Regions from separate parts of the Mus musculus genome. Here region 1 is linked to region 2. The links are chromatin loops, found by intact Hi-C in ENCODE. Cell type or tissue: gastrocnemius. All regions are shown on one strand.

What was found. Hi-C counts contacts between places; a loop is a spot of excess contacts. Peaks named below come from ENCODE experiments on the same cell type or tissue, not always from the same donor. Only the 100,000 strongest peaks of a DNase experiment are listed, where the experiment ranks them.
Region 1: a loop joins it to region 2, with 2.1 times the contacts of the local background. A loop is called at or near these places in 2 of 42 quality-filtered maps.

Annotation. Positions count from the first base shown.
Region 1 is chr11:95,501,727-95,506,726 of GRCm38, reverse strand. No RefSeq gene overlaps it. Among named protein-coding and RNA genes, the nearest start is that of Nxph3, 10 kb to the left of the region's middle. In gastrocnemius, a CTCF peak has its summit at 2,155 (motif pointing right); DNase peaks (open chromatin) are centred at 2,295 and 2,769; H3K4me3 peaks cover 523 bases; H3K27ac peaks cover 1,146 bases.
Region 2 is chr11:95,445,433-95,450,432 of GRCm38, reverse strand. All of the region lies in intron 1 of Spop (speckle-type BTB/POZ protein), which reads right to left. Among named protein-coding and RNA genes, the nearest start is that of Spop, 34 kb to the right of the region's middle. In gastrocnemius, no CTCF peak of the experiment used is centred here; no DNase peak of the experiment used is centred here; H3K27ac peaks cover 896 bases.

The DNA of each region.
Region 1 (5,000 bases), 56 kb before region 2:
AACTGCAGAGGCTTCTAAGGAAATGGCAACAAGGCATGCAGGGAGCTTGAGCTGGTCCCCAGAGTGGAATGGATTATCTGAATGATCTTGGACAAAGGACCAATGCCCAATGCCTCTTTTGAGAGTGTTTTGTTTTGTTTTGTTTTGAGACTGTTTCTTTGTATAACCTTGGCTGTCTTGAAACTAGCTGGCCTCGAACTCTGAGATCCGCCTGCCTCTGCCTCTGGAGTGCTAGGATGAAAGGTATGTGCCACTTTTGCCTGGCTTGAATATTTTGAGACAGGGTCTCACTATGTAACTTGGCTGGTCTGGAACTTGTTAAATAGACCAGATTGGTCTCAAACTCAGAGATCCACTTGCTTCTGCCTCCTGAGTGCTGGGAACAAAGGTATGTGCCACATCACTCAATGAGCCTCCTTATTTGAAAAAGTGAGAGTTCTCCCTACCTTGGTGCAATGTTGGGGAAATTATTGGGCCAAGGCTGGGCCACGGTGGGACCACGGCGGGACATGGATTCATATTCTAGTTCTGCTACATAATACCTATGGCAGAAATGGCTAATTGTCTCATAATATATGTGATGGTTCATCTGCATTGCCAGCTAGACTGGATGTAGAATGGAGTCGAGGCCATACCTCTACCATTGTGTCGTGTCTGCAAGGGTGTTTTCAGAGAGGTTTAACTGAAGTTGGAAGACTGGCCCCTGGGTGTGGGAAGTATTATCCGGTGGGCTGGCACCCTAGACCGAATAGGAAGAAAGAAAAAGCTGAGCACCAGTATCTATCCCTTTGCTTCCTATGGGTGCAATGTGACCAGCTGTCCCACTCTCATGGTGTCATCCCTTCCCTGCTGTGATGGACTGTCTCTTCAAACTGCAAGCTTATACAAACAAACAAAGCCTTCATTTTAATTTGGTTTTTTTTTTGGGGGGGGGTTGCTTTTCTGAGACAGGGTTTCTCTGTGTAGCCCTGGCTGTCCTGGAACTCACTTTGTAGACCAGGCTGGCCTCGAACCCAGAAATCCACCTGCCTCTGCCTCCCAAGTGCTGGGATTAAAGGCATGTGCCACCACGCCTGGCAGAGACTTCATTTTTATCCATTGTTGTTGTTGTTGTTATAGGAAAAGAGAATTAATATACCATCAGCCTTCCCTGCCTCCTTCATAATGGGATCCCCAGCTGCTAGTTGGGCACACAGCTGCCTGACATAATCCTGTATTTCCCTGGCCCATCCCGCACCCTGGTCTTTTACATGTGACCCTGTGGCTGAGATCTGGCCAGTGACCTTTAGGTCAAGTGCTTATAGAGTAAGTGTCAAGCATCTTAAGGTAGAGGTGTTCACCCTTTGCTCCTTCTCTGTCCCTCATCCACCCTGCTATCTGGCAAATGTGGACACTAGCCTGGAGATGCTAGCATAAGTGCCACGGAGACGTGGGGGAGTGGCAAGCTGGATGGGGATATGGTCTTTGAGAACCCTAAGCTGCCTGCAGACTTCTGTATGTGAGAAAAAATGAAATTCCCATCATCTTCAACCCTCTGTTTTAGGGTTCCTCTTTTTCCCCCTTCCTGAGACAAGGCCTCATATAGCCCAGGCTGGCCTAGCCCAGGTATATATACCAGAAGCTGCCCTTGGGCTCTTCCCAGTCCTCCTACCTCTATCTCTGAGGGCGAGGGCAAAGGCTATAGGCAGGGGCCCTCATGCCCTCAAGATCTCCATTTCTTGAAGCTGTTGTTGAATCTCGTGTTGAAGCACTTCAGTTTCCAGACTTTGGTCTCCTTATTGGTAGAACTGAAATAACGCCCACACATCCCAACACATCTCAGAAATGTTAGAGACTCCTGGGCAAGAAGGAAACTGCTGCTCTCCCCTTCCATGGCCTCATTTATGGAGGTGGTACAAGTCGCTTTATTTCAGGGAGCCCCAGGGAGCTCAGGATTCTCTGCCCCCCATCTGAAGGACCTCCAGGCCCCAAATTCAGTCCTCACGTGTCTAAGTCCCCATACACATTCTGATGTTGGTGACACACAATCCTCGTTAAGGGCCTGACTGATCCCAGCCAGATGGGATCCTAATTTAATTAAAACCCTTTAATTACCTGCAACAACACTGCTTTGGAAGTCCAGAGGCAGAAGGGGGTTAGTGACAGGAGGGGGCACTGTTGACAGGGCGGAGGAGTGGCTGGCCTTTCAGCCCTGAGGGAGCTGGCATTGCCTCCCATGCCTCCCATTGTGGTGGCCACAGAGAGCCTGGAATAGCCAGCACAGCCAGAACTCTGGCTTGGTCTATAGGGCACAGCTGGGGCATGTCGGGGTGTGGTTTTGCAGAACAGATCCTTGGGAAACAGGGTACCAAGCTCTAAAGCCTGATGCTGTCCGTGTGGGCTCTGAGCCGAGAGCAGGACCTGCACGGTCTGCTTACAGGACCCTGGCCCTTCCCCAGGCCAATCTGGGTAGAAGAAAACATGATTCAGATTCCTTTCTGTTGCTCTGGTTAAAAAAACAGGGGTACCTCTGTACCCACCAAAGGAAAGCAGTGTCTATAAAGGTCTCTCTTCAGTCTCATTGTCTTGGGTGTGGAAGGGGAAAGGGGTCACTTTGGTGGGCTGCAGAGGGGTCTCGTAGCTTAAAGACCCCTCCCTGTAATGGCAGAATGAGTCCAGCCTGGCCAGAGTCTGCCAAGCCCTGGCAAGGACAGACCGAAACCCAGACTCGTGAGCTGGGCTATTTATAGGCCTTGTGGACATCATCCGTTAATACCCCTTCTGTTCTTCCTTGGTACTTATTCACTCAACAAATATTGTTTAATAAAGCCTCTCTAACTTCCAGCTGGTCTCCGCTGGGCCAGGAGACCCAGACAAGAGGCATGGGTTTACACTGGAGCCATCGACTCAGAGGAAGTGTTCTATTGGGGTCAATGAGCTGCCAGGGGCTGGGACAGAAACAGGAGTCTCAAGAGGAAGTGGCTCCAGGGTGTGGGAGCCACAGGCCCCGCCCCCTCCCCACAGTCCCGAATGATAGCCCCAGCACGGGAGCAGCTTGGCTTAGCTTTATGGATGGGGTCTTTTGTTTTGTTTTGTTTTGGTTTTTTTGGTTTTTCGAGACAGGGTTTCTCTGTGTAGCCTTGGCTGTCCTGGAACTCACTTTGTAGACCAGGCTGGTCTCGAACTCAGAAATCTGCCTGCCTCTGCCTCCTGAGTGCTGGGATTAAAGGCGTGCGCTACCACGCCCGGCTTGGATAGGGTCTTTTAATACGTAGGGTCTTTGTATGACATCCTTACTGTCCTCCTATACTGGATACCCCCAAACCTGCTTCCTCTGCCATCCTCTCTTCCCAGCCTCTGCAGAGCCGGATCCTAACTTGGACTGTATGTGCAGTACTGTGTACCTGCTCACTTTGGGACTTTTAGAGAATGTGGGCATCCCCGATGGACTCGGGAGAAAGAGAGAGTGCACACAGGGCACACTGTTGTGGCTCCCTGAGGCAGGCGGTGTGGGGCCACCTCTGAATGGTCTGGGTGGTACTTCCCCAGGACTGTAGTGTGACGCTACCCGAACCCAAGTACCTTGGCCCCTTGAGCTGTGTGTGTGACATCACCCCTATTGTGCCTGATGGTACTCTTTGTGAATACCTTCCTTCTCAGGAGGACAGGAATTGGCTGCTGCACCCCTGCAACCCTACGAAGAGCGAGGGCAACAGAGGAAACACAGTGTTGGCACACGTCCTTCCCATCCTCAGTGGACCGTTGTCTTCTCTAGAATGGTCTTCACAGTTCACTCTTGGGAAATGGTGATGAGGGGCTAGGATCATCAATTGTAAAATAAATAAATCTTCTAGCCCCCAACGGCCATCTTCTTTATTCCAGAAGGCCTAACCCAGGACTCCTTTTGTGGCTTGGGAAAAGAGAAGTCTCCAGGGTGCCAGGGAACCTGAGCTCCCTTCTCCCTGGAGTTAGGGTTAGGCTATGTAGAGTCAGCATATGTCTGAAGGGAGTTGGGTTTGAGTCTTCCTTGCTAGGTGATTTTGGTGTGGTCCCCTGGCCTCTCTGAGAGGGGGTAGTAAGCTCCCCCATCTATGCTCACATGGCGACTGGAAGGATGTGCCCTGCCAATAGTGGCACATGTGGCAGGTTCTGGGTTGTTATCACTCAGTTACCCTCCAACTACCTCCTCCAACTCATAAGCGTCTCACAGGAGGAGGAAGGACTTCTCCTTTACAGGGCACACTGTGTAGCTCTGCAGCTGAGGATCGACTCTGGAGCCAGGCTGCCTGGATTCAAACTCCTCTTCTAACACTTCCTTACTGCAAAGTTGGAGAACAACTTTGTATCTGAATTTCTTTTAGGCAGGGAGGGATTGTTGAGGCAGGGCTTCTTTGTGTAGTCCTAGCTGTCCTGGAACGTGTCGCCTCTGACTTGCCACCTGTTCCAGCTCAGCAGACCAGGCTGGCCTCTAACTCAAGAGATCTGCCTGGCTCTGCCTCCCGAGTGCTGGGATTAGAGGTGTGTGCCACTGCTTCGGGCTTGTATCTGAATTTCTTTATTCATGAAGAGGGAGATGAGATGTTCTTTCTCTCTCAGGTTGCTTTTTAGAATGAGTGAAGCATCAAGAAATGTGTGTAGCATGGATGTAGAATCCAGCCACACACTACAACCATCTCTGATACTGGGTGGGAGGCTTGGAGAATGGCGGTCATGGAATGTGCAAGAAAAAAAATCTTAGGTAGTCGGGCGTGGTGGCACACGCCTTTAATCCCAGCACTCGGGAGGCAGAGGCAGGCGAATTTTTGAGTTCAAGGTCAACCTGGTCTACAGAGTGAGTTCCAGGACAGCCAGGGCTATACAGAGAAACCCTGTCTCGAAAAACAAAACAAAACAAACAAACTAAAAATCTTAGGGAAGGTCAGAAGGTTCCCATGGATTTTTACAAAACACATAAAAACAGGGCCTTTGTTTGTATCCTGTAGCTTCATGGGTCAAGACCCCCACTTCTGCAGGCTCTGGAG
Region 2 (5,000 bases):
AATGGTATCACTAGAACATTAAGCCTAGGGCCAGGCATGGTGATGCATGGCTTTTATTTTAGAATGCAGAAGGCAGGTGGATCTCTGTTGAGTTCAAGGCTAACGTGGTCCACTTAAGAGTTTCAGACCAGTGCTGGAGAGATGGCTCAGGGGTTAAGAGCACTGACTGCTCTTCCAGAGGTCCTGAGTTCAATTCCCAGCAACCATATGGTGGCTCACAACCATCTGTAATGGGATCTGATGCCCTCTTCTGGTGTGTCTGAAGAGAGCAATGGTGTACTCATATACATAAAATAAATAAATCTTAAGAGAAAGAGTGTGAGTGTGAGTGAGTCTGAGTTTCAGACCAGCAAGGGCCACATAGTGAGACCCTGTCTCAAAACCAAACAAACAAAATATGAATGGCTAAGCATATGTATACCAACATGGATAGAGGTCAGAAAATAATAAATGAAGAAGTGATTGTTGTAGAATCTTTAGCTAAGTGTGGTGGCACACATTTGATCCCAGCACTTGGGAGCCAGAGGCAGAAGTATCTCTTTGTGTTCCAGACCAGCCCATTCTATATAGATAGCTCCAGGACAGCAAGGACTACATAGAGACCCTGTCCAAAAGAAAAGAAAAAAGAATCTTTAAATATGTGCAGTATACATATATATGTATATACATACATAAGTACTTACATATCTAAAATTTATATGAAGATGGAACACATAAAGCTTACATTGAAAGGATATGTATTATAACATTTTCTGTGGAACAAGGATAGGAACTAAGGATGACTTAACTGATGATATTTCTCATGTTCTTTATTGGGCTTTCATCAAAATTCAGGGGAAACAGAATTAGAAAAGCTAAAAAGAGAGTAATCTTTTAAACACACAATAATGTAGTCTGAATGAAGCCTCATCACACCTACAAAACCAATGACTCTAACCAGATCTCCTTAGTGAGAACCTTGGTAGTAAAACCTGTAACTGATAGAAATAATGTAGCATGGGTGACCTGAGCACAGAGTACAAAGAGACTGCTTCACGCTTTAGTAAGGAAGCACCTTTTAAACAAAAGGGAGGCTCAGTGACCTAGCAGGCCTGCAAAAAGACTTTGGTCTCTGCAGGGAATGCTTGCACAGAGCCCCTTCTCACCCCTCTCTACCGTGCTGCCCTGAAAAACCAACCCCCCTCTTCTAATCACCTCAAATTTTAGTGTGTAAAAAAACACGAGATTTTTTTTTTATTTTGAGGGGGGAAGACTACTTTGAAATATTTTAAGTCTTTCTTCATTCTAATATTTCTCCTTCCTTTTCTTTTTCTGTTTGTTCTATCTCTGGCATATTTGTACTTTTCATTTCTTGAGCGATAATATAATTCTAAAGAAACCAAATAAAACCCCATTACATAGCCCAAATCTAAAATAAAAGGGGAAAAGTAAGAAATAAAAATTAACTTTATATTGCTGTCTTCATTTCAGCAACAAGAGTAGAAATAAAGTTCTGACTATCAGGTGAGGGGGTGAAATCAAACTTACTCATACATCATAATATTCAATTGATTCAGAGTTCCCTCTTTTACAAATCATTTTGCTTATGAACGATCAAGGCACCTGAATAGGTCTGTACAACTGACTACTATAGTAGAATCTATAACTTCAAAATCCAGAGCTGTGATACAATCTGTATCCCTACCTCATCCTCCTGTCTCCACCAAGGGCCTGTTTAGTTCCATGTTTGGGGCAGTAGAAGGGCTCCCTCAAAGCAGAACTGCATTCAGTGCTAAGTGGCTTCAGTCCTATTTTCAAAGCACTCTGACATTCATGATCGTATTTGGGATTTTTACCAACTTGGTGAAGCATGCAAAACAAGCATCTTACAAACAAGGAAACAGGCTTCCCAGCTGTCCTGTCACGTGGTTATTAAGCAGCTTAAGTTAGACTACGAGCCTTTTAACTACTAATCTAATAGTTTAATCCTTTGACTTCCTGATCCTTACATAAGGTTCTATGTAAGAATATGTCTTTTGTTAAACATGTAAAAATTTGGGAAAATATCTCACAGGCAGTATGTTTAAATACTCTAGCTTGAAATTTGATTTGATTTTTATTTCATTTTCTTTTTAAGATAGGATCTTATGAGCACAGGCTGGCCTCAAAGTCTCTATGTAACTGAAGATGGCTTTGAAATTCCGAGTCTCCTGCTTTGGCCTCCTCATTGCTAGAATGTGCCATTGTGCCTGGCTCAATTTCATTTTTAATGGCAACTCTGTAGAAATGGTTTTGGGTTCTAGTGAGTTCTGAGCATCGTCATTAACATGGAGACATGAGCAAGCCACTGACCGGGTTTACACCTTCATCTAAGAACAGACACTATGTACCTTCTAGACTAACTCTCCACACATTAACACCTCAGCCTCAGTTCTTTAAAATGTTTACTATCCCAATGTACCAGAATAATATTCTACTGTTTCTAGGAAATCAGTTCCTTTCCTTCTAAAGTTACAGAATTAAAAAGCAGAATTTCTACGGTTCTTTGTATTTATTTGTGGCATCCAGCATAACTACAATATTAACTGCACTAACTTCAACGCAGATGCTTAGGCCAAACCCCTGTATTTGTATATTCTGTTCATTATCAAGTCCTTCCAATCACTAGGCTTTACTTTCTATTATTCACTGTATCCAAGTCACAGTGATCTCTCCACGGAACAGTTGTTACCTGTTCCTAGCATCCTAACTTCCTCTGTATGAAGCTCAACCTAGTCTCTACAAAGCAGCCATGGTAAACATTTTAAAATGCCAACCAGATCACACCACATTTAAAGTAAAATTCAGTCTTTATTATCACACCCTAGAGGATTCTTATACATGGAAGCCAGTTTATGTTAAATTCATGGCCTACCTACCCTTCTTGACCATCTTTTAACTCAAAAAAACACTGCCCTTCTATAAACAAGCCAAGCTTGTTTTCATCTCAGGCCTTTGATTCTTTCTTCCTTGCCGAGAAGTTCCTTAAAACCATTTTCCTAGACATTTTAATTGCTAGCTCCTTTTTGGTTTTTTGTTTGTTTGGTTGGTTGGTTGGTTGGTTGGTTGATTGGTTCTTCAAGACAGGGTTTCTCTGTGTAGCCCTGGCTGTCCTGGAACTCACTTTGTAGACCAGGCTAGCCTCGAACTCAGAAATCCGCCTGCCTCTGCCTCCTGAGTGCTGGGATTAAAGGCTGGGATTAAAGGCGTGGGCAACCACACCCCGGCTTGTTGTTTTGTTTTTTGAGACAGGGTCTCACTAGGTGGTATCCCTGAATGGCCTGGAACTCACTGTGTAGACCAGGCTGCCCTCATAAGAGATCCCCCTTCCTCTGCTTCTGCCTCCTAGTGCTGAGACTGAAGATGTGCATCACCACACTGGCTCACTGGTAGCTTCTTTTTACTAACTCAAGTCATCTCTTAAGGGGTAGAAGGAAAGGGGCCAGTAGCGGGCAAAGTGTCCTTTTATAAAGACTTTCTGGCCTCATTCAGAGGTAACAGCTCAGTCTCTACACCTTGGATGATTTGTTTCGTGTGTATTAACCTATAATGGTGTTTACAGTCCATAGCCTAACCATCTTCTTGGTGCAGCTATGACATTCTAGACAGGTGTGGTACACATGCCTATAATTCCAGTTCTCAAGGGGCAAGAGTTCAAGGACAGCTTGAACTATGTAGCCAGACCCTATGCCAACAAACAAAAAGCAAAACAAACACATTCTGTTTCTACAAAGCTGAGAACAGAGCAGGGAGGGCACTGAGGTTCTCCTGAGAAAATGTTGATTTTTTTAATACAGTGGCTTGCTTCTTTTCTTTTTGGCATCCAATAGGATTTTCTTGTTACTTTGATCATAAACTTTTCAAACAAAGCCATAGACTTATGATACAGAGTAAGTATGGTTTTGAGTCCAGGATTCACTATGCTATGTAGGTTGTGTCAATCTCCCAAGGCCAAGAGACCCTCTTACTTCAGCTTCCTGAGTAGCTGAAGACAGCTGCATGCCACTGGGTCCAACTCTAGGCCATATTTAATCTCAGAAAATTCCCTTATATATAATCATTTAGGTATGATTTTTAAAAATAATTATTCTGCCTCTAGATTTTATCTGTCTCTTTTAACCCACTGAGTCCAATTAGTGCTGTGTGTATGCACAAAGACATGCACGCCTTCGTGAAATACCACCCGCAGGCGCTGCCCCACAGGAACTGTCCACAGTAGCAGCACTTCTCCAGCCTCCCCAGCAGCTCCACAGAGATGGCACCTCAGCTAAAATCGCCTGCAGACTTTTCATCCTAACCCACAGGCCCAATACAGGGAAAAGGGGATGAAAAAAAACCCCACCAATCCCTGAGCTCCTAAACTCAGAACTTAAAATCCCACCAATCTTCAATCTGGAAAGCTCTGCCCTGAAAATCTCTGTTCCCTAGGAAATCCTATCCATGCCTTGCCCTTTGCCCAATTCCCCACTGTCCACCCTGGGAGCAGAGGGCAGCCATCCCTGGATTCATCCTCTCCCTGGCCCCTACAACAAATCTCTTTCATGAGATTTGCTGTCTAATGTGACTCTCTCAGCAGAAGAAGCCAAGAAGCAATGAAAAGAAGAAGGGAAGAGGTGAAAATGTGGAGCTGAGGCTCCTGAGCTCAGCTGGGGATCCCCTCCCCTAGGAGCTGCACCACCTCTGCTGAGGAGGCTTCCTCTCAGAGCTGCATTGTTCCTGAGCTCACAATGCCCTTCTATCTGAGCAGAAATACACCGAGGCTACACTTGTAAAGAAAACCACGACTCCCTCCCCCAGCAGCCATCAGCTGCCCATCACTAGCTCCTCAGCTAAGGTGGTGAGGCTTCCTGAGCCACTGCTGCTCTTCCCTGACAGTGTGTGTAAGGGGAGGGGGCACAGACATGCCACAGTGTACATGTGGAAGTCAAAGGACAACTTTCAGGAGTCTCCTTCCACCTTGGGTTCTATGGATGGAATACTCA